Regions from separate parts of the Homo sapiens genome. Here region 2 is linked to region 1. A link is a loop called in an ENCODE intact Hi-C map of the cell type or tissue named here. Cell type or tissue: heart right ventricle. All regions are shown on one strand. Each heading gives the region's core, and the rest is flanking DNA. Links, peaks and the distances in the headings are about the cores only.

Region 1 (10,764 bases), core at 1,182-9,181:
CCCCCTACCATGCCTGGCTAATTTTTGTATTTTATTATTTTCTTTTTAGACAGAGTCTCACTCTGTCGCCAGGCTGGAGTGCAGTGGCACGATCTCAGCTCACTGCAACCTCTGCCTCCTGGGTTCAAGCGATTCTCCTGCCTCAGCCTCCTGAGTAGCTGGGATTACAGGCACACGCCACCACACCTAGCTAATTTTTGTATTTTTAGTAGAGATGGGGTTTCACCATGTTAGCCAGGATGGTCTCGATCTCTTTACTTTGTGATCCGCCTGCCTCAGCCTCCCAAAGTGTTGGGATTATAGGCGTGAGCCACTGTGCCTGGCCTAATTTTTGTATTTTTAGTAGAGGCAGGGTTTCACCATATTGGTCAGGCTGGTCTTCAACTCCTGACCTCAGGTGATCCACTCGCCTCGGCCTCCCAAAGTGCTGGGATTACAGGTGTGAGCCACCGCGCCCGGCCAGGAGGCTGACCTTTATGGACTACATCAATGGGCTCTCTTGCTCTCTGGCTCCTAGCTGGGCTCAGCCAATTACAGCCACAAACAAGAGATCGGAGCATAAGGGAAAAATGAGTTTAGAGCACTTATTCTTCCCAGTCCCTCCCTTCTTGAGCCACATGCATTGGCTTCTGTGTTCTCTGTTCTGAAACTCTCCTCATTGCTCCATTTGAGTGAGTGAGCGTGCCCTTTCTGATCAGAACCTGAACTGGCACAGGAAACAAGCACCCTCCATTCAGAGGCTGCAGGAGCATCCTCAGGGGACAGCCAGGGCTCAGTCAGCTGACAAAGGGAAGGACTGGGTAAGGTGTGCTGACCATGAACCAGGCGAAGGAATATTTATTGATTATTATTAGTAGTTGCAATTTATTAGGCACTTAGCATGTACCAGGGACTGTGCTAGGTATTCTTCATGCATTATTATATTTTTAAATTTATTTTTATTTATTTATTTTTTTTGAGATAGTCTCGCTATATTGCCCAGGCTAGAGTGCAGTGGTGCCATCTCTGCTCACTGCAACCTCCGCCTCCTCGATTCAAGCAATTCTTGTGCCTCAGCCTCCCGAGTAGCTGGGATTACAGGTGCCCGCCACTAAGTCCGGCTAATTTTTGTATTTTTAGTAGAGACAAGGTTTCACCATATTTGGCCAGGCTGGTCTCGAACTCCTGACCTCAAGTGATCTGCCCGCCTTGGCCTCCCAAAGTACTGGGATTATAGGCATGAGTCACCACACCCGGCTGCATTATTATACATATATATACACGTATATATATACATATATACGTGTATATATACATATACACATATATATACATATATACACATATACACGTATATATACATATATACACATATACATATATACACATATACATATATACACTATATATACACATATACATATATATACGTGTATATATATGTATATATACGTGTGTGTGTGTGTATATATATATATATTTTTTTTTTTTGAGACGGAGTCTTGTTCTGTCACCCAGGCTAGAGTGTGGTGGCATGATCTCAGCTCACTGCAACCTCCGCCTCCCGGGTTCAAGCGATTCTCCTGCCTCAGCCTCTCAAGTAGCTGGAACTACAGGCGTGCGCCACCACACCCAGCTAATTTTTGTATTTTTAGTAGAGACAGGGCTTCACCATGTTAGCCAGGCTGGTCTCGGACTCCTAACCTCAGGCAATCCACCCGCCTCAGCCTCCCAAAGTGCTGGGATTACAGGCGTGAGCCACTGCGCCTGGCCGCATTATTATATTTAATGTTAATATCAATCAAATGAGTTAGCATTGTTATCTCCACTTTGCAGATGAGGGAACTGAGGCTTATTGATATTCTGATACTTTCTAACTAATTCACCGGCTAGCTTCTGACTTTTATTCCTGTAAATTCAGGCTGGCCCGGTGGCTCACACCTGTGATCCCAGCACTTTGGGAGGCGAAGATGGGCAGATCACCTGAGGTCAGGAGTTTGAAACCAGCCTGGTCAACATGGTGAAACCCTGTCTCTACTAAAAATACAAAAATTAACCAGGCGTGGTGGCGCGTGCCTATAATCCCAGCTATCCGGGAAGCTGAGGCAGGAGAACTGCTTGAACCCGGGAGGTGGGGGTTGCAGTGAGCCAAGATCACTGAACTCCAGCCTGGGTGACAGAGTGAGACTCCATCTCAAAAATTAATTAATTAATTCAGATAATTGTATCTACCTTGTCACTTTGGTATTTAAATGGCTTCGTCTATGTTAGGTGCCCAGTGCACTTCCTAGCACACGGTTGGCAATCAACACATGGCAGCTATTGTCATATCGTCATGAGGATATGGAAGCTGAAAGGGAAGCCTATCCACAGGGGAAGGGCTCCCTGCAGCGTCATCATTTTAGAGCTAAAAACAAAGGTGCGAGTACTTTTGGATGCTGTCTAGGGGAAGGAGAGCCCTGCCAACATAAACAGAGCATTCATCACCCGCCAGGCCCTGTGCTGGGCATTGTCACTCCCGACAATCCTAAAGGAAGCCTCCATTTGTCATATGAGGAGACCGAAGCACACAAGGACTGGGTTATTGAGAGCAAAACTGGGATTTCAACCAAGGCCAAAGTCCAGGTGAGGGAAAGCTTCCTGGAGGAGTTGGCCTTTCAATGGAATAACACGCAGAGGGCTGGACAGGATCAAAGACAGGAGGCTGGATGGTGGAGAGGATGAGTGTTAGAAGGGGCTGCAAGCTCCAGACAGGGGCTCTAACAGAGAAAGGGTTAGGAAAGTGAGGTAGGAAGCAGGTGAATTAGAGCCTGGCTTTGTTTTCTCTGCCCCAGATCCTGCCTGGATCACAGAGAGCTGCCAGCTCAGGGTGGGACCTCCCAGGGCCGAGAACCCCAGGCTGTCTCCTGCTCTCTGGGACCCCACTTGCCTAGTGCTTCCCAGTCTGGACTCCCGAGGCCCTGGATATGGCACCGCACAGAAAATAAGATATCTATGAGAAAGCTCCAGGATTTCACAAAGCCTGAAGAAAGGCCAGAGGCTAATTCACACATCATGGTTTTTGTTTTTTGTTAGGTTTTGTTATGAGACAGGGTCTTACTCTGTCAGCCAGGCTGAAGTGCAGTGGCGCGATCTCTGCTCACTGCAATCTTCGCCTCCTGGGTTCAAGCGATTCTCCTGCCTCAGTCACCCAAGTAGCTGAGACTATGGTGTGCACCACCACGCCCGGCTAATTTTTGTATTTTTAGTAGAGATGGGGGTTTAACCATGTTGCCCAGGCTGATCTTGAACTCCTGGCCTCAAGTGATCCACCCACCTCAGCCTTCCAAAGTGCTGGGATTACAGGCGCAAGCCATTAAGCCTGGCCAATACGTCATGTTTTATTTCTGGTTAGACTCCTTTCAGCCTGGTGTAGCAGTAATGATTGATCTCCTACTAATTAGAAACATTGGTTCATTCATATGTACGTCCTTTAAATAACACAAAAGAGAGAGGTAAGGCATTTCCTTTTTTTTTTTGAGATGGAGTCTCATTCTGTCTCCCAGGCTGTAGTGCAGTGGTGCAATCTCTGCTTACTACAACCTCCGCCTCCCAGGTTCAAGCGATCCTCCTGCCTCAGCCTTCAGAATAACTGGGATTACAGGCACGTGCCACCATACCCAGTTAACTTTTTTGTATTTTTAGTAGACAGGGCTTCACCATGTTTGCCAGACTGGTCTTGAACTCCTGACCTCCGGTGATCTGCCCGCCTTGGCCTCTCAAAATGCTAGGATTACTGGCGTGAGCCAACGTGTCCGGCCCGAGGCATTTCCTTTTTAAAGCTCAGATTTATTGAGGCATGGCTTATATACAATAACACTCATTTAAGTGTACAGTTGTATGAGTTTTGACAAACACATACAGTTGTGTAACCATCACCACAATCAAGATACAGAACATTTCTATTACCCCAGAAAGTTTCCTCATGTCTTTTTACAGTCAACCTATAACCCTGCTCCCGAATCCTGGCAGCCACTTATCTATGGAATATTTTCTGTCCCTATAGGTTTGCCTTTTTAAGAATATCACAGAAATGGAATCATATAATTCATAGATATGCATTTGTGTGAACATATATTTTCATTTCTTTTGGGTAATACCTAAGATTGGGACTGCTGGGTTGTGTGGTGTAATGTTTAATTTTACAAGAAATTGCCAAACTGTTTTCCAATGTAGTCGTACCTTTTTACATTTCCACCTGCAGGGTATGAGAATTCCATTTGCTTCGCATCTTTTCCAGTACTTGGGATTGTCAGGGTTTTCTTTTTAGCAGTTCTAATCGGTATGTAATGGTATTTCATTTGATTTTAGTTTGCATTTCCTTGATGCAAGTCAGTCTTTTTTTTTCTGAGACAGAGTCTCGCTCTGTCACCCAGGTTGGACTGTAGTGGTATAATCTCCGCCCACTGCAACCTCTGCCTCCAGGAACTCACAAGTCATTCTTTGTTTTTGCTTTTGTTTGTTTGTTTGTTTGTTTGTTTGTTTTTGAGACAGTTTCACTCTTGGATCCCAGGCTGGAGAGCAGTGGTGCGATCTTGGCTCACTGCAACCTCTGCCTTCTGGGTTCAAGCGATTCTCCTGCCTCAGCCTCCCGAGTAGCTGGGATTACAGGTGCCTGCCACCATGCCCGGGTAATTTTTGTATTTTTAGTAGAGATGGGGTTTCACCATGTTTGCCAGGTTGGTCTTGAACTTCTGACCTCAAGTGATCCACCTGCCTCGGTCTCCCAAAGTGCTGGGATTACAGGTGTGAGCCACCATGCCCAGCCACAAGTCATTCTTTTTTAATAAACAAGGCTTGTCTGGAGATGCAAGGATTCAAAATTTAGGGACCCTTGTGTGGAAACTAAAGTGGGTCTTTGGTGAAGAATTTGCTGGAAACAGTTATATGGTCTGCTGGCTTTGCTGTATTGAGATGGTGAGATCTTTCTCTGCCCCAGGTCTGCAGAGAACTGCAGTTCTTCCTTCTGGTCAGGAGAGGGCAGGAGAAGGCAGAAAATAAGCTGCCCCCGCTTCACTTTTTTTTTTTTTTTTTTTTTTTTTGGTTTACCAGTCCCCGGCATCTAGAGTATTCGCATTTGCATGCATTATTATATTCATAGTTTTGCTCGAAAGTTTGCCTTTTCCTCTGAACCTAGTTAGCTGCTGCCTTGTGAGGCTTGATTCCCCAATATTAACTTTGTGGACTGATTTAATGCCAAACTTAACCAATCTTATAAAATCTTCGCCTGCCAAAGCATAACTAACCTAATTTAAGAATTGAACTACCCAAACTGAGCTACCTCTGTAGAATCCTTGCTAAGTCTATTCTCCAGTGTCACCCCACAGAGCTTGTGTTAGGGGCAACCATGAGCAGCTGAGCTGCATGAACCCCTGGTCCTCCTCTTTTCTAACTTTGCAGGAACCAAAAGAGACTGAGGAAGGACTTCATGGGGGACAGGCCTCCAGACCCCCAGTGGCTACAGGCCATCCTCCCTAGGACCAGGGCTGGGGCTGCTCAGGCGGGGCACTGCGCAGATCTCCTGGGGCTGGGGTTGCCAAGTGCCGCCAAAGATGTACTCCAGCTTGAGCCCCGGGCTCCCTTCTGGCAGTTGGAACCGAAAGGTCCTGAGGAGGGTGGCAAACATCAGGAAGAGCTCCATTTGAGCCAGCTGGTCTGCTGGGTAGACACGATGCCCTGGAAACAGAGAGAAAAGTCAGAGGTGGCAGCTGTCCCTGTGTCTGTCCCACCACAGCCCCACCCACCACCCAGGATCCAGCTCTGTGCCTAGTACCTGCAGAGAATGGCAGGAAGGCCTCATTGGCCACAAAGTTTCCATCCTTGTCCGAGAAGTGGCCAGGGTTGAACTGTCGAGGGGTCTCCCAGCACTCAGGGTCATAGAGCACAGAGGCCAGGTTGGGTAAGATGATGGTGCCCTGCAGAGAGATGCTGGTGTGGCTCAGGGAGCCTCAGATGGTACCCAGTACCCAGCCCTGACACTGAGCCACAGTGAGCTTGGAGAATACCCAGTGTGTTGGTGGGAGTAGTCCAGGGGCCTTGAGGAGACTCAGCAGCCGGCCCTCAGGCTGCCCTTCCTCCAGGCTCACATCAGTGAAGGAGCTGAGCAGGACACCCTCCTGGCTAAGGACTGCCCAGCTTTGTCCTGAAGACTCCCAGCCACGTCTAGGGACATGAAGCCATTGCCTCCTACAGAGAAGGCCAACAGCTGGGGGCATGTCTGGAAGGGGCCAAGGACAGCCCAGGACAATACACACTGGGGCAGGGGATGTGTGCACACGTGGGTGTTAAGAGGAAGAGACAGAACGAGGAGAAATGGAATGGCAAACAAGCAGAGAAAGAGGAACTGAGTGATGGAAAGACAGAGAGGAGACAGCAAGCTTCACTCTTTAGGGTTGGGGAGAGGAAAACATGAACCATAAGCCCAACTCTAACCTTCAACCTAACCCCAACCCTCACCTTCCCCCAAACCCAAACCCAAATCTTCCCTCTCACCCTCACCTCAGCCCTCACTCTATCTCAAAGGAGAAGTGAGTGATTAGAAAGAGAATCAGACCAAGCAGATGGGAGCAGGGTAACATCTGCTCCTTACCATGTGGGCCCTGGGCTGACCGGAAACAGCATAAGGAGGCCAAAGTGGAGCCAGGATGGGGTCGGTTATGGTCCCCAGCCCTAGAACACTCAGCTCTGGGATTCCGGGGAAGGCCTCATACCCCAGGGCTCATTTACCAAATACCACAAAATTAAACCAGCTATCCCTGTAGAGACCAGAGGGCTGACTACAGAATTCTTGATTCTGACCAAAGAAAAAGCTTGAAATTAAAAAAAAAAAAAAAAGCTTAGCGAGTTTGAAGCCTGCATTCTAAACAGAAACCAATAAAGAATGCAGAAATGGAGCAGCAGATGCTGGCTGGTCGCAGTGGCTCACACCTGTAATCCCAGCACTTTGGGAGGCCAATCAGGGCGGATCGCTTGAGGTCAGGAGTTTGAGACCAGCCTGGCCAACACGGTGAAACCCCATCTCTACTAAAAATACAAAAATTAGTCGGGCGTGGTGGCAAGTGCCTATAGTCTCAGCTACTCGGGAGGCTGAGGCAGGCAAAGGTTGTAGTGAGCCAAGATCACGCCTCTGCATTCCAGCCTGGGCGACAGAGCAAGATTCCATCTAAAAAAACAAAACAACAACAACAAAAAAAAAAACAGAATGCAGAAATTGTTTTCAGGGGAAATTGTTCTTTTTTGCCGTTGTTGCAGTACGGCACGCTTAGGCAAGGTGCCTCATCCTAGCCATGTGTACCAATAGGGCACCCAGACTTGCTCACTCTGTAGCTTCAAGCAGAGGTGTTGGGGAGGCCTGTGTTCTTGCTGCTGCCTGAGTGAGCTATAGATTTCCCAGTTCTAGTCATGGGAATTCCCCCATTTTCTCTACCTGGGATTAAGTAACCTCTGCATTGCAACGGTTCTTACTAATCACCTTCAGAGGAGGAGGCTCCTAGCAAGATGCTCTTTTCCCTCCAGAATTATTTGTGTCCTTTTTTGGGTGATGTTCTGGCCTCCTTGCAAAGGAGGTTCTCAGCTCATGGAACAGGTTCAGAGCACAGCCTATCCAGTATGCAAAAAGGACAGCGCCCCGCCCCCCGCAACAACCGCCCTCCACTTCCCCAGACTGTAGAACCATCTACCTGCTGGGTACCTCCTGGGGTCGCTGTGCCAGCTTCTGCCCAGTAAATGGCAATTTGGAATTCGCAATCAAATAGAATGTCTGAGAAGAGAGACAGGCTGGAAGTGCAACCGTCGTATCAGGGACTATTGCTGTTGTCACGATCACTCAGCTGATGAAATGGTTAGGAACAGTTTAGGAATATCTGTAACATTTAATGATCTACTGTCAAGCTTTGATTCCACTTTCAGCAGACATCTCTCGTCCAAGTTGTAAAAGCTCAATATTGATTTCAGCTCGTTAATGGGCCCCTGGAGCCTTTATCACAGAACAAGTCCTAGAATCAAATTGGCAGGAATGAGCTCTTAATAAGGAAATTTCTAATCCCAAACGGCATAACACAGAGCAGTACCCTGGCCCCCTCTTTTTAACTTAAGTTGGCACAGCTTCTAGACAACCTGGGCCTGGGTCCTTCTGCCACGCCAGCAGCAAGATGACCTGATGCCCTGGTCCTATCCACTTTCCCAGAGACTCTTGACAAACCTGTAAACTTGCTGGCCAATTTCTGCCAAGGACAGAATGACAGTGTAAAACATCTCCATTGAACACATTGGTTCACTTACCTAGAGTGGCATTTTCGTATAAATACAAACAGCAGGGCATATGGTAGGAAAAGAAAACACTTTAGAGTCAGAGGGACATGCATTTGAAACTCAGCTAAGTCACTTACTAGCTGTGTTTGGGCAGTTTCTTAAGCTGCCTATGCTGAAGTTTCTCTATCTATGGAAAAGAAACAGCAACAAAGCGTCCGAAGGATAGGGCTTCTGTGAAGAAAAAAATCTGTGGAGGAAGGAACCTCAAGTCTGGGCAAATTAATAATAAGTTAATAATGGGGCTGGGCATGGCGGCTTATGCCTGTAATCCCAGCACTTTGAGAGGCAGAGGCAGGAGTTCAAGACCAGCCTGGCCAACCTGGTGAAACCCCGTCTTTACTACAAATTAAAAAAAAAATAAAAATAATAAAAATTAGCTGGACGTGGTGGCACGTGCCTGTAATACCAGCTACTTGGGAGGATGAGGTGGGAGAATTGCTTGAGCCCCGGAGGTGGAGGCTGCAGTGAGCTGAGATCACACCACTGTACTCCAGGGCAGTACTCGGGGCAGAGCCAAAGCTCCTTTCCGAGGAAAGTCTCAGGGCTCCCGCCACCACCTCTATGTACAGAGGCATCACCCTGCACCAGGGCACCAAGATGAGTCGCTCTGTTTCATTTTCATTAAAATGGCAACCTCACCACCTACACATGTTGGTATGTTACCTGTTGCGGGAAGTCAGGGACCCCGAACGGAGGGACTGGCTGAAGCCATGGCAGAAGAACCTGGATTGTGAAGATTTCACGGACATTTATTAGTTCCCCAAATTAATACTTTTATAATTTCTTATGCCTGTCTTTACTGCAATCTCTAAACATAAATTGTAAAGATTTCATGGACACTTATCACTTCCCCAGTCAATACCCTTGTGATTTCCTATGCCTGTCTTTACTTTAATCTCTTAATCCTGTCAGCTGAGGAGGATGTATGTTGCCTCAGAACCTTGTGATAATTGCATTAACTGCACAAATTGTAGAGCATGTCTGTTTAAATGATATGAAATCTGGGCACCTTGAAAAAAGAACAGGATAACAGCAATTGTTCAGGGAATACGAGAGATAACCTTAAACTCTGACCACCGATGAGCCGGGTGGAACAGAGCCATATTTCTCTTCTTTCAAAAGCAAATGGGAGAAATATCACTGAATTCTTTTTCTCAGCAAGGAAGATCCCTGGGAAAGAGAATACGCGCCTGGGGGTATAGGCCTATAAACGGCCCCCCTAGGTGTGCCTGTCTCTTATGGTCGAGGCTATAGGGGTGAAATAGACCCCAGTCTCCCATAGCACTCCCAGGCTTATTAGGAAGAGGAAATTCCCGCCTAATAAATTTTTGGTCAGACCAGTTGCTCTCAAAACCCTGTCTCCTGATAAGATGTTATCAATGACCATGGTGCCCGAAACTTCATTAGCAATTTTAATTTTGCCCCAGTCCTGTGGTCCTGTGATCTTGCCCTGCCTCCACTTGCCTTGTGATATTCCATTACCTTGTAAAGTACTTGATGTCTGTGACCCACACCTATTTGCACATTCCCTCCCCTTTTGAAAATCCCTAATAAAAACTTGCTGGTTTTTGCGGCTTGTGGGGCATCACGGAACCCACCGACACGTGATGTCTCCCCCAGACGCCCAGCTTTAAAATTTCTCTCTTTTGTACTCGTCCCTTTATTTCTCAAGCTGGCCGACGCTTAGGAAAAACAGAAAAGAACCTACGTGACTATCGGGACAGATTCCCCGATAGTTACCCCAGTTAGCCTTGACTCCCAGGATACACACCTTTGTGTAATCCCCTCCCCTTGAGGATAGGATGGATTTAGTAACTCACTTCTAACAAATAGAAAATGGGCCAGACGCAGTGGCTCATGCATGGAATCCCAGCACTCTGGAAGGCCAAGGTGGGAGGATCACTTGAGCCCAGGAATTTGAGACCAACCTAGGCAACATGGTGAAACCCCATCTCTACCAAAAATTTAAAAATTAGCCCATTGTGGTGGCACAATGTGGTGCCTGTAGTTCCAGCTACTCAGGCAGCTGAGGTGGGAGGATCACCCAAGCCTGGGAGGTTGAGGCTGCAGTGAGCTATTATTGTGTCCCTTCACTCCAACCCAGGCAACAGAGGGAGACACTGTCTCAAACCAACAACAACAACAACAACAAACCCAACAAATAGAATATGGCAAAAGCGGCCGGGTGCGGTGGCTCACACCCGTAATCCCAGCACCTTGGTAGGCTGAGGCAGGCCAATCACTCGAGGTCAGGAGTTCAAGACCAGCCTGGCCAACATGGTAAACTCCATCTCTACTAAAATATACAAAAATTAGCCAGGCATGGTGGCACATGCCTGTAATCACAGCTACTCGGGAGGCTGAGGCAGGAGAATTGCTTGAGCCCAGGAGGCAGAGGCTGCACTGAGCTGAGATTGCACCACTGCACTCCAGCCT
Region 2 (10,764 bases), core at 818-8,817, 110 kb after region 1:
GGCAAGAACTTTCAAATGTTAACATGAAAAATAAATAAATAAAAAATAAAAACAAGAGAAAATAATTCTCTTACTCCAACAAAACTATTTTTTCTTATGGCCTTAAAGTATGAAGATCTCCACAGGCAGAATTTTCCCACAGCTGGAAGCCATAGTAAATACAGTGATTTCAAACATGAATTTTAGAAGATAGATACAGATTTAAGTTTCAGTTTACTCATTTTTACAATGATACATGCATCTACCACATAGGGATGAGAGGAATTAATGGGATAATTAAAAGTGCTTAGCAAAATATTGGGTATATAATAAACATTCAATACATGTTAGCTATATTATCCCAATTTACTTAGCCAATAAATCTTAGGGTCTGTCTCAACGATTTCTTCTTTCCTTTAGTTTTCCCTGACTCTTTCAAGGTCGGGGAACTTACTTCCTTCCTCCTATGTCTTCCCTGTACCTATACCACCACAGCCCAATGCTTCTGGTAAGAGCTCCTAGAGGGCAAGCTGTCTTCCTCTTGTTTATATCCCTGGCCTCTGGCATAGTAGAGAGTTTGGCACCCAGTATTCAAACGTCAATGAAAACACCTTCAAAATACCTTCTTTCCCTTACATTCTACATATCATCAATTAATGCTACATGATATACCACTGAGGCGATCTTACCCATTCCACTTCTGTTTAGATTCTCTAGCTGTTTTGCTTATTATTATTTTTGTCTGAGACAGGATTTTGCTCTGTCACCCAGGCTGGAATGCAGTGGCACAATCATAGCTCACTGCAGCTTTGACCTCCCTGGCTCAAGCAATCTCCCACCTCAGCCTCCAGAGTAGCTGGGACTACAGGCATGCACTACCACCATGTCTGGCTAATTTTTTTATTTTTTGTAGAGACGGGTTCTTACTATGTTGCCAAGGCTGGTCTTGAGCTCCTGGGCTCAAGCAATCAATCCTCCATTCTTGGCTTCGGAAAGTGCTGGGATTACAGGTATGAGTCTCCACACCCAGCTTTTGCTTATTATTAATAGTATAATATACAATTATAGTTTTATTTTTCTCCTTCTAGATTATTTAGGATAAATTCTATCCCTGGGGTTACAGGATTAAAAAAATGTAGCTCCTAGCAATTAGACTTCTACCCAGTTTGCCCCAATTAACTTTATTACAGGATATGTGCTCCAGTATTATTGCAAAAGAGAATTGCTATTAACTTTAGTACTTTCACTTCTATTTTGTGGACCTCAGGTTGTCTTGACATTAGCAAGAAATAAAGGAAGCTATAGCAATCTTCCTTGTGTACAGCCAAATCTCACGACTAGTATGCATTTATAAAGGCAAGCTTTTCACTTAAAGGTAATTAAGAAAATTTATACAAATTTATAACAAACCAACATAGCATGTACTATGTGCCAGACACTGTTTTAAATGGTTTACAGATACTAACTAATTTAATCCTCATAACAACCCTTTGAGGTAGGTACTAGTATCCCTGTTTTACAGCTAAGGAAACTGAGGCACACCGATGTTAGGTCACAGCAGGGATTTCAATCCAGCCTTGAGCTAAGGGTCTTGATCACTATGCTATGGGCCTGTCAAAAAAAACAAAAAAACAAAAAACAAAACCAAGCAAATAAACCATAACTGTACAAAATGATCCCAGGTGTACCTCATAAATGGCTCTTCTCTCTTCCCCAGGGTGAATACCAGATTAAGATAAACAATGACTCAGGGCCAGGCGTAGTGGCTCACGCCTGTAATCCCAGCATTTTAGAAGGCTGAGGCGGGTGGATCACCTGAGGTCAAGAGTTCGAGACCAGCCTGGCCAATATGGTGCAACCTCATCTCTACTAAAAATACAAAAATTAGGCGGGCATGGTGGCACATGCCTATAGTCCCAGCTACTCGGGAGGGTGAGGCAGAAGAATTGCTTGAACCTGGGAGGTGCAGGTTGCAGTGAGCTGAGATCGCGCCACTGAACCGCAGCCTGTGTGACAGAGGGAGACTCTGTCTCAAAAAAAAAAAAGAAAAAAAAAAAGAAACATAAAATAACAGCATCTTTATACTAACCTGCCAGTAACTGCACAGATGTCTCCCACTTGAAACTAACTATATGCTTGGATGTCTAACTTCTCTTCCTCTCTAGGCTTCCTAAAAAAGCTCACATGGCCAAGCATGCCAGGAAAAAAAAAAAAGTATGTCTATTTGAAGGTAAAAATAAATATTTTCTACCACAGTTAACATTCCATAAAGTGAGTTATCAACATTCTAAGGTTGAATGGATTAAAAATGGCAATGAACCAAGAGAAAAGACTTAATATATTCAAGCTATAAGGGCTTACTATACAAAAGCATAAATAATATAACAAGGTAGGGAATCATGAGTCAGTGAATATTGTTGGGACAAATAAATACCAGATTGGGCCAGGTGCACTGGCTCACACCTGTAATCTCAGCACTGGGAGGCCAAAGTGGGAGGATCGCTTGAGCCCAGGAGTTCAAGACCAGCCTGGGCAACAAAGTGAGAACCCATCTATATACAGCATTTTTTAAAACTAGCCGGGCATGGTGGTGCACACCTGTGGTCCAGCTACCTGAGAGGCTAAGGCAGGAGGATCGCTTGATCCTGGTAAGTCGAGGGTACAGTGAGCCATGATTGCACCTCTGCACCCCAGCCTGGGTGACAGAGACAGTCACTCACATCCTACCTACTACCTACCTTCCTACCAACTAACCAGATTGGAGATGAATTAATTGATATCCAGGTTTCATATCATACATTAATCCATCTGGAATTAACCTCCCAAAAATTACATTAAAAATGATGACATAAATTATATAGCATACTTAGTCCAGCTATGATGGGGGACAGCCTCCATTTACACCCAACAAGCAGAAATGTATCAAAGGGAAGAGAGGTTCAAACATGAAAAGGAAACTTTTTTGCGTAAGGAAATTAGCATTAAGAGAAGGGAAGATAAAGCTAAAGAAGTGACCAAGTGGCTGGGCGCGGCGGCTCACACCTACAATCCCAGCACTCTGGGAGGCTCAAGCGGGCAGATCGCTTGAGCCTAGGAGCTTGAGACCAGCCTGGGCAACATGATGAAACCCCGCCTGTACAAAAAAATACAAAAAAGGGACACCGTTAGCCCCAGCTACTCAGGAAGCTGAGGTGGGAGGATCGCTTGAGCCAGGACCATCGGGCTGAAGTGAGCCAAGATCATGCCACTGCACTCCAGCCTGGGTGACAGAGTGAGACCCTGTCTCTAAATAAATAAATAAATAAATAAAAATAAGAAGTAACCAAGTAGCTAACATAATAATATATTTCGAGTAGTGGACTTGTACTGAAAAAGTAAAATACAGTATTTTTTCATCCATTCATTCAACTAGTCCTTACTGAGGGCCTACTATGTGCCAGGCACTGTTCTAGATACAGGAGAGAACACACAGACCCAATGTCACCAATCGAGAAATACAAATTAAATTTAAGATACAACCACATAAGCCTTAAAAGAGATAAAATCTAATATGGAAAAGAAAATGCAATATGGAAAGGAGAGAAATATAGACAAACATACACGGTCTGAACATTAAACTGATTTTTAATATGCTACCAGCAGGGATTCAGGAGAGCAAACTGGTAATATGTAATACTACATACTCTGTGTCTCCATAATTTTACTGCATAAAGGAAAATCTTCCAAAGGAAAAAATCATTAAACCCAACAGCTTACAGGGATCTAAATGCCTAATACAAAATCAATGGCTAACCTACAGTAGATCAACACTCTAGTTCAGCACTGTCCAATAGAAATATAATGCAAGCTGCAAATGTAAGCCACATAATGTAATTTAAATTTTTCTAGTAGCCACATTTAAAAAGTAAAAAGTAGGCAGTGTACAGTGGCTTATGCCTGTCATCACAACACTTTGGGAGGCTGAGGTGGGAGGATGGCCTCAGGCCAGGAGTTTGAGACTAGTCTGTGTAACCCTCCAAAACCCCATCACTATAAAAAATTTAAAAGTTAGCCAGGCATGGTGGCACGAGATTGTAGTCCTAGCTACTCAGGAGGCTGAGGCAGGAGGATCACAGGAGCCCAGGTGTTTGACGCTGCAGTGAGCCATGGTCATGCCACCGCACTACAGTCTGGGTGACAGAGTGAGACTCTGACTCTAAAAATAAAAAGTAAAAGGTAAATTAATTTAAATAATATATTTCATTTAACCCAATGCAAAGTATTATCTTTTTTAACATATAATCAATGTGAAAAATTATTAGGTATTTTACAAACGAGGTATTTCTTTTTTCGTACTAAGTCTCTGAAATCAGGTATTTTATGCTTACAGCACATCTCAGTTCAGACTGGCCACAGGTCAAATGCTTAATAGCCACAATAGTACTGTGTCGCACGGTGCAGCCCAGGAGTTCACAAGTGAGGGTGTTTTGCTTGCCCAGAGGACATGTGGCAATATCTGGAAATGTTTGAGGGGTGCTACTAGCTCTAGCAGGTAAAGTCCAGGGATGCTGCTGAACATCCTACAATGCACAGGATAGCCCCCACAACAAAGAATTATGTGGCCCAAAATGTCAATCGTACTAAGGTAACCCTAGATAGCTGAAGAGCTAACACAGTTAGTACTGATATAGGCTGACCTAGAGGAATGTATTTTATGAGGCCATTTGTTTTTTGTTATGATGCTTTCAATCCCTTTTACAAGTAACTTTTTAAAGTTTCCCCTGAAACAAGATGAGGGGACCCATTTCTCTTAAGGAGCACAGCACACTGAAAGGCTGTCAGTGGCCAGACGACCCAGCCACACAGAAAGGCACCCACAGCAGCTGCTTTGTCTTAAAGGGAAAAATACTGGCAGATCCAGGAGCTGAGAAAAATATCAAACGAGGAAGTATGACTGCCATTTATATCTTCCCCATGACTATGTGACTAGGATACTCAGCATTTTTCCTACCAAGGTAATGGCAATGGGGCAGGAGTAAGGTCACAGGGAAGCTAAAGAGGGACAATGAAGTTCAGATTCTGCCGGGTGGGGTGGCTTATGCTTGTAATCCCAGCATTTTGGGAGGCCAAGGTGGGAGGATCACCTAAGGTTGGGAGTTCGAGACCAGCCTGGCCAACATGGTGAAATCCCGGTCTCTACTAAAAATACAAAAATAAGCCGGGTATGGTGATGCATGCCTGTCATCCCAGCTACTCAGGAGGCTGAGGCAGGAGAATTGCTTGAACCAAGGAGGCAGAGGGTGCAGTGAGCCAAGATCGCACCACTGCACGCCAGCCTGGGCAACAGAGCCAGACTCCGTCTCAAAAAAAAAAAAAAGAGAAAAACAAAAACAACAATAACAAAAAGCAATTCAGATTCTGTCAAGGTTCAAACAAAGATCAGGGAAACACACATTCATAGACACCTCTGGTATGAAAAACAGGTAACATTCGATTCATAAGCAGACAGATCTGCTCTTGCAAAAGACGCTTCTGCGGGCGCTAACGCCATCCTCAGGCCTCAGATAATCAGCGCACCTATCACACCCCATGGCCACCACTTCTCCAGCTGTCCCATCTCATTTTAACAGGCTGCCAGAGCAAATGCCTGCTGACAGGGCAACCAAGGGCTTTTCCCCTGCACGGAGGCCTCTGGGACAGATACCAGGGGCCAGAAATCGTTCCCCGTCTGAACAATCCAATCCCTTCCTGGAGGCCGGACAACAGCAGGGTAGCCTGCCTAATAAGCCTCGGGCTGAGGATTCAACCAAGTTGTTCCTGAAGGCAGAGACTGCAGGTGTCAACTGGCAACAGAGAGGTACCTCGGTTTCCAAGGGGGTTAAAGGCTGCCTGCTCCTGTCTGGCACACCCCTCAAATAAAGCGGTATCTGGGGCACAATCGGAATCAACAGGCCTCAGATCTCACAACACTGTCTTCCTCTCCTCTCCTCATTCACAAGACCTTAAGACAAACAAGACAATGGGCGCCTCTTCAAATACATCCTTCTGGCCAAGAAAACCATTTCTACAGATGTCCCAGGCCCACGCAGCCTTTATGACAAACATCTAGAAAGACAAACTTTTAAGGGGAACTGTTGTGCCACTAGATATACTTCTTAAGGGACTCAGAATATTAGAAATTAAATTTAAAAGTGAATTAAAATTCACTTTTAAATTTAAAAAGATCAAAAACTGATGTCCTCCCAAGACCGGCTGACTTCAGGCCTTCCCGCCCTTCCTAATCTCCAACAAGTTAAAGAAACCTACCAAGCACGTTTCCTCTGCAATTCCCACCACATCCTTACTCCCCAGTGGGTTGTTATCACAACCCTGACCATCTTAAGCTCTTCCCTTAAGAACTTCCAAATAGTAGCCATTTCAGTCAAGAGGATCAGCAAAATTCTAGAACCCAACCTATATGGGGAAGAAGCAGAATACAAAAGAAAGAGCTATTATTCCAAGTCAGGGAAGCTGCTAAACTCAGTCCTATCACTCAACAGCTATACTACACTGAGAAAAGAATTAACTTGAGCATCAGCTCACTTATCTGTAGCTGTGCTATGTTACTCTCAAGCCGATGATCAGCTAGCAATACAATTCACAAACATATCTCCACCACCACAGTAAAACAGGTATTTGTCTGCAGTTGATAATCTAGCATTACTCCATAATCACCAGGAATTTGAGGGCTTTCAGTTGTTTCATAAGCTAAATTCCAAGGAACTTATTCAAAGTTCCTGTTATGTTGGGTCTAAGATTAACTTTGTTAATAGCATGGTAAGGTTTCAAAGGATTAAACTGAAAATGAATCACAGGGGTAAAACGGGATTTACAGGAAACACTTGGAGCCATTGAGTGAGGGGAGAGAACAGACTTTATTCCATGAGATCTAGAGATTCCCAGCACTGCCTACCTACTAGAATCACCAGAGGAGTTTTAAAACAATACCAATGTCTGGGTTCTATCCCAGAGACTGATTTAATTGGTCTGGAATAGGACCCCAACACTGGTATTTGTTGAACATTCTTCAAGTGATTTTAACATTCAGCCTGGCCTGAAAACCACTGATTTAGAGAGTTGTGAATATTGGTCTTTTGCATTTGACAAAATCCCTTCAACAAGATTTTCAGGCTTTAGCTAAAAAAAAAAAAAAAGGCCAGGTACAGTGGCTCACACCTATAATCCCAGCACTTTGGGAGGCCCAGGCAGGTGGATCACTTGAGGTCAGGACTCGAGACCAGCCTGGCCAACATGGTGAAATCCTGTCTCTACTAAAAATGCAAAAATTAGCCAGGCATGGTGGTGCACACCTGTAATCCCAGGTACTTGGGAGACTGAGGGCAGGAGAATTGCTTGAACCTAGAAGGCAGAGGTTGCAGTGAGCCAAGACCATGCCACTGCACTCCAGCCTGGGTGACAGAGACTCCGTCTCAAAAAAAAAAAAAAAAAAAAAGGCCAAAATATAATTTGTAAATGAAACTTCCTCCAGTGCCTAACACAATGTGTGTTAAATGCTTAGTACAAGGCTTTCTGGGTTCCATCATGTGACCACCATACTGCAGAGCAGACCAGAACTGCTGATCACCGTGAGAAGCAAACACAAAGGTCAGGGGCTGAGTGGTTTGGCTATTTTTCTACTGTGAGACACAACATTTAAGAAAACTAAGTGACTGCTCAATATCATACCTGCATAATACCAAAGAAAAGTAAACAGAAGGTTGTCAAGTTAACAGGATTCTTAAAAAAGCCAAACAATTATAAGCATTTATTGTAACCCATTCTGTGTAGTTTATCTCTAAAAGCCTGAGTGTGTCTATTTCCACCACATAAATATAGATTTCATAATAACATACAAATCCTTTTTAGCGAGATTTGCTTTTGAAAACATATCCTGAACCCTCAGGTCAGGTACAGCTGTCAGTGTCGTGGCGTCTCCTGGGTGGTTCCATGCTCTTTTCAGCAGCCCAGCACACTGGGCCAGAGACAGGCAACAGAGCCATCATGCTTCAAAGAGGAGCCAAGTGCTGTATTCTGAGCCACCGAATTCCAGAAAGAACATCCTTGGGAAGCTCACCCAGCCCCAGCATAGTCTGCCTAGTAAGTGTCTCTCCTGGGCCTCACCTACAGAGAGGTGAGGCTAAATGGGGACTGGGCAAGACGGCCTTTGAGGTTCCATCCATCTTTTAAAGTACACATGTCAGTCTTGCTTTCTACCTCCATGAGCAGGCTTTGGTAAGTGGAAGTTCTCATCTGATATCTAGTAACAATTGATTCTTTGAACAGCTAATTCATAAAATAATCTTAAATAGTTAAAACATATATAACATCTAATTATCTAAATAGGCTAACTCCTTAAAAGGGGGGCAGGGAGGAAAAGGATAAATTTAATTCTGCTCATTAGTGGACTTCAGTGCACCAAATTAACTTCACATTAGTCTGTGAGTTTAATAATGACAGGTTTAACCATTGCAAAGCCTTCTGGAGTCCCTGTTTCTTTGCGTTGACCTTTTTATTTTTGACTAAAAGAGAGGGAAAAACGGTAAGACATTAAAAAAAGCATGAACAGGGAGGGGGGAGGGATAGCATTAGGAGATATACCTAATGTAAATGACGAGTTAATGGGTGCAGCCCACCACCATGGCACACGTATACATATGTAACAAACCTGCACGTTGTGTACATGTACCCTAGAACTTAAAGTATAATAATAACTAAAAAAAAGAAAGCATTAACGGAAACCCACCTAACTGTGGAAACAATATTTCATTGAAAAAGTTTTCATTAACCATTTGTAACTTCCAAGTTATCTTAACCAAATAAAGATTTAGGTACTTAAAAAAAAAAAAAACAGGAAGCTAATTCCAACACTTTTCTTCCCCTTTGACAGAAAGTTCCTTTAACTCATGCCAACAGGCTATATTTATTTCCCTTAAGCAGCACTTCCTAGGAAAGCCGCGGCAGTCTTGCAGCAAACGGCATAAGAGAGCTGATGATCCCGGCAGCAGCCCAACCTCAAGAGCCCCAGCGAGCTGTCAATGCAGTTACCAAGCATGAGAGCCACCTGGGCTCCACACCAATCGCACACTGTTGTTACCTCAGCCGGAGATCTCTGGGCTGCTATTGGAGACCAACACCTGGCACCAGACCAGATACGGTGTCACACCCAGCAGCGCCTAAGAGACTACTGTGCCTCATAAAGCTTTATGGATGCCTACAGGGAGAGAAGAAAAAAAAAAAAAAAAAAAGGCAGGTATTCTTACTTATCTTAACCCTGTCCAGAAAATCTGCTGAGTCACCGAGTATCAATCAAGAGAAAAATAATGCAGAGCTGCAAAATGCTAATCTCCTTCCTCCTGCTCTCCTTCCTAACAGCAAGCCGACTCACAGGTAATACTCTTGACTTGGAAAACACAAGGGCATAGACAAATTCACACGTCCTTAGTCTGTAAAGAAAAGCTTTCAGGAGCAAACTCTAAAAGTACAATGTACTAGACAAAACTATTTTATGAAAACAATGGCTGTCTCTGGGTAGAGGAATTAAGGGTGGTTACTTTTTTTCTACAACTTTACACACTTTGTACATTTTCTATAATGAGCCCATATTTCTTTCCTAACAATACATCTTCGAATCATTTCTGGTAAGAGATTAGACCCACATCTTTGATCCCTAAGATACAACTTGAGCTCACCAAAATATTTCAAAGCATTAATTATGAAAACTCCAACCAAGATTAAAGGGTCAGCCTACCACAGAACTAAGGAAATACTAAGTAAGAGCCCTGGATTTTATGAATACTTGCTTTGTTACCTTTCCTAGACACAGGATATTCTAATTTGGTAGGAAGAAAATCCCACCAATGACACACTTTTGAGAGAAGGGGAAAAAATAACTAAAGTTCATGTGCCAGTAATAATGGTACATGAACTTTAGTTTACTTCTGCTTTTTTTTTTTTTTTTTTTTTTTTGAGACAGAGTCTTGCTGTTCCCCAGGCTGGAGTGCAGTGGTGCGATCTCGGCTCACTGCAAACTCTGGCTCCCGGGTTCAAGCGATTCTCCTGCCTCAGTCTCCCGAGTAGCTGGGACTACAGGTGCATGCCACCATGCCCAGCTAATTTTTTGTATTTTTAGTAGAGGCAGGGTTTCACCATGTTAGCCAGGATGGTCTCAATCTCCTGACCTTGTGATCTGCCCGCCTCGGCCTCCCAAAGTGCTGAGATTACAGGCGTGAGCCACCACGCCCGGCCCACTTCTGCTTATTTTTCCATTCTTCCTTCTTTCCCAGATTAGACATGCTAATGAAAAACAAGGCACCCTTACCTTTGCCTGAGAGCACTAAGAAAACAAACCACCACCACAATAAAATAAAGCTCATAAAAGCATCTGACAAGCTTTGTCTTGCTTTTGCTTAAATATTAATTTAAAGCAATTAAAATCCAAACTCCTTGGCTTATTATTCAAGAACACACATGCCCAGGCGCAGTGGCTCACACCTGTAATCCCAGCACTTTGAGAGGCTGAGGCGGAGGGATCACCTGAGGTCAGGAGTTCAAGACCAGCCTGGCTAACATGGTGAAACCCCATCTCTACTAAAAATACAAACAATTAGCTGGGTGTGGTTGCATGTGCCTGTAATCCCAGCTACTTGGGAGACTGAGAGAGGAGAATCGCTTGAACTTGGGAGGCGGAGGTTGCAGTGAGCCAAGATCGCACCACTGCCCTCTAGCCTGGGCTACAGAGTGAGACTCTACCTCAAAAACAAAAAACAA

What was found. Peaks named below come from ENCODE experiments on the same cell type or tissue, not always from the same donor. Only the 100,000 strongest peaks of a DNase experiment are listed, where the experiment ranks them.
Region 2: a loop joins it to region 1, with 2.0 times the contacts of the local background. A loop is called at or near these places in 85 of 110 quality-filtered maps.

Annotation. Positions count from the first base shown.
Region 1 is chr3:183,890,424-183,901,187 of GRCh38, forward strand. It overlaps the pseudogene CYP2AB1P. Among named protein-coding and RNA genes, the nearest start is that of MIR4448, 9.0 kb to the left of the region's middle. In heart right ventricle, for the core only: CTCF peaks have their summits at 4,984 (motif pointing right) and 5,183; no DNase peak of the experiment used is centred there; H3K27me3 peaks cover 1,521 bases.
Region 2 is chr3:183,997,078-184,007,841 of GRCh38, forward strand. All of the region lies in intron 2 of ABCC5 (ATP binding cassette subfamily C member 5), which reads right to left. ABCC5-AS1 (ABCC5 antisense RNA 1) reads left to right here and starts at 9,261. Exons shown (of 3, transcript NR_046570.1): 1 at 9,261-9,384. RefSeq lists a silencer at 9,940-9,989. In heart right ventricle, for the core only: a CTCF peak has its summit at 5,495; a DNase peak (open chromatin) is centred at 5,668; H3K27ac peaks cover 3,400 bases.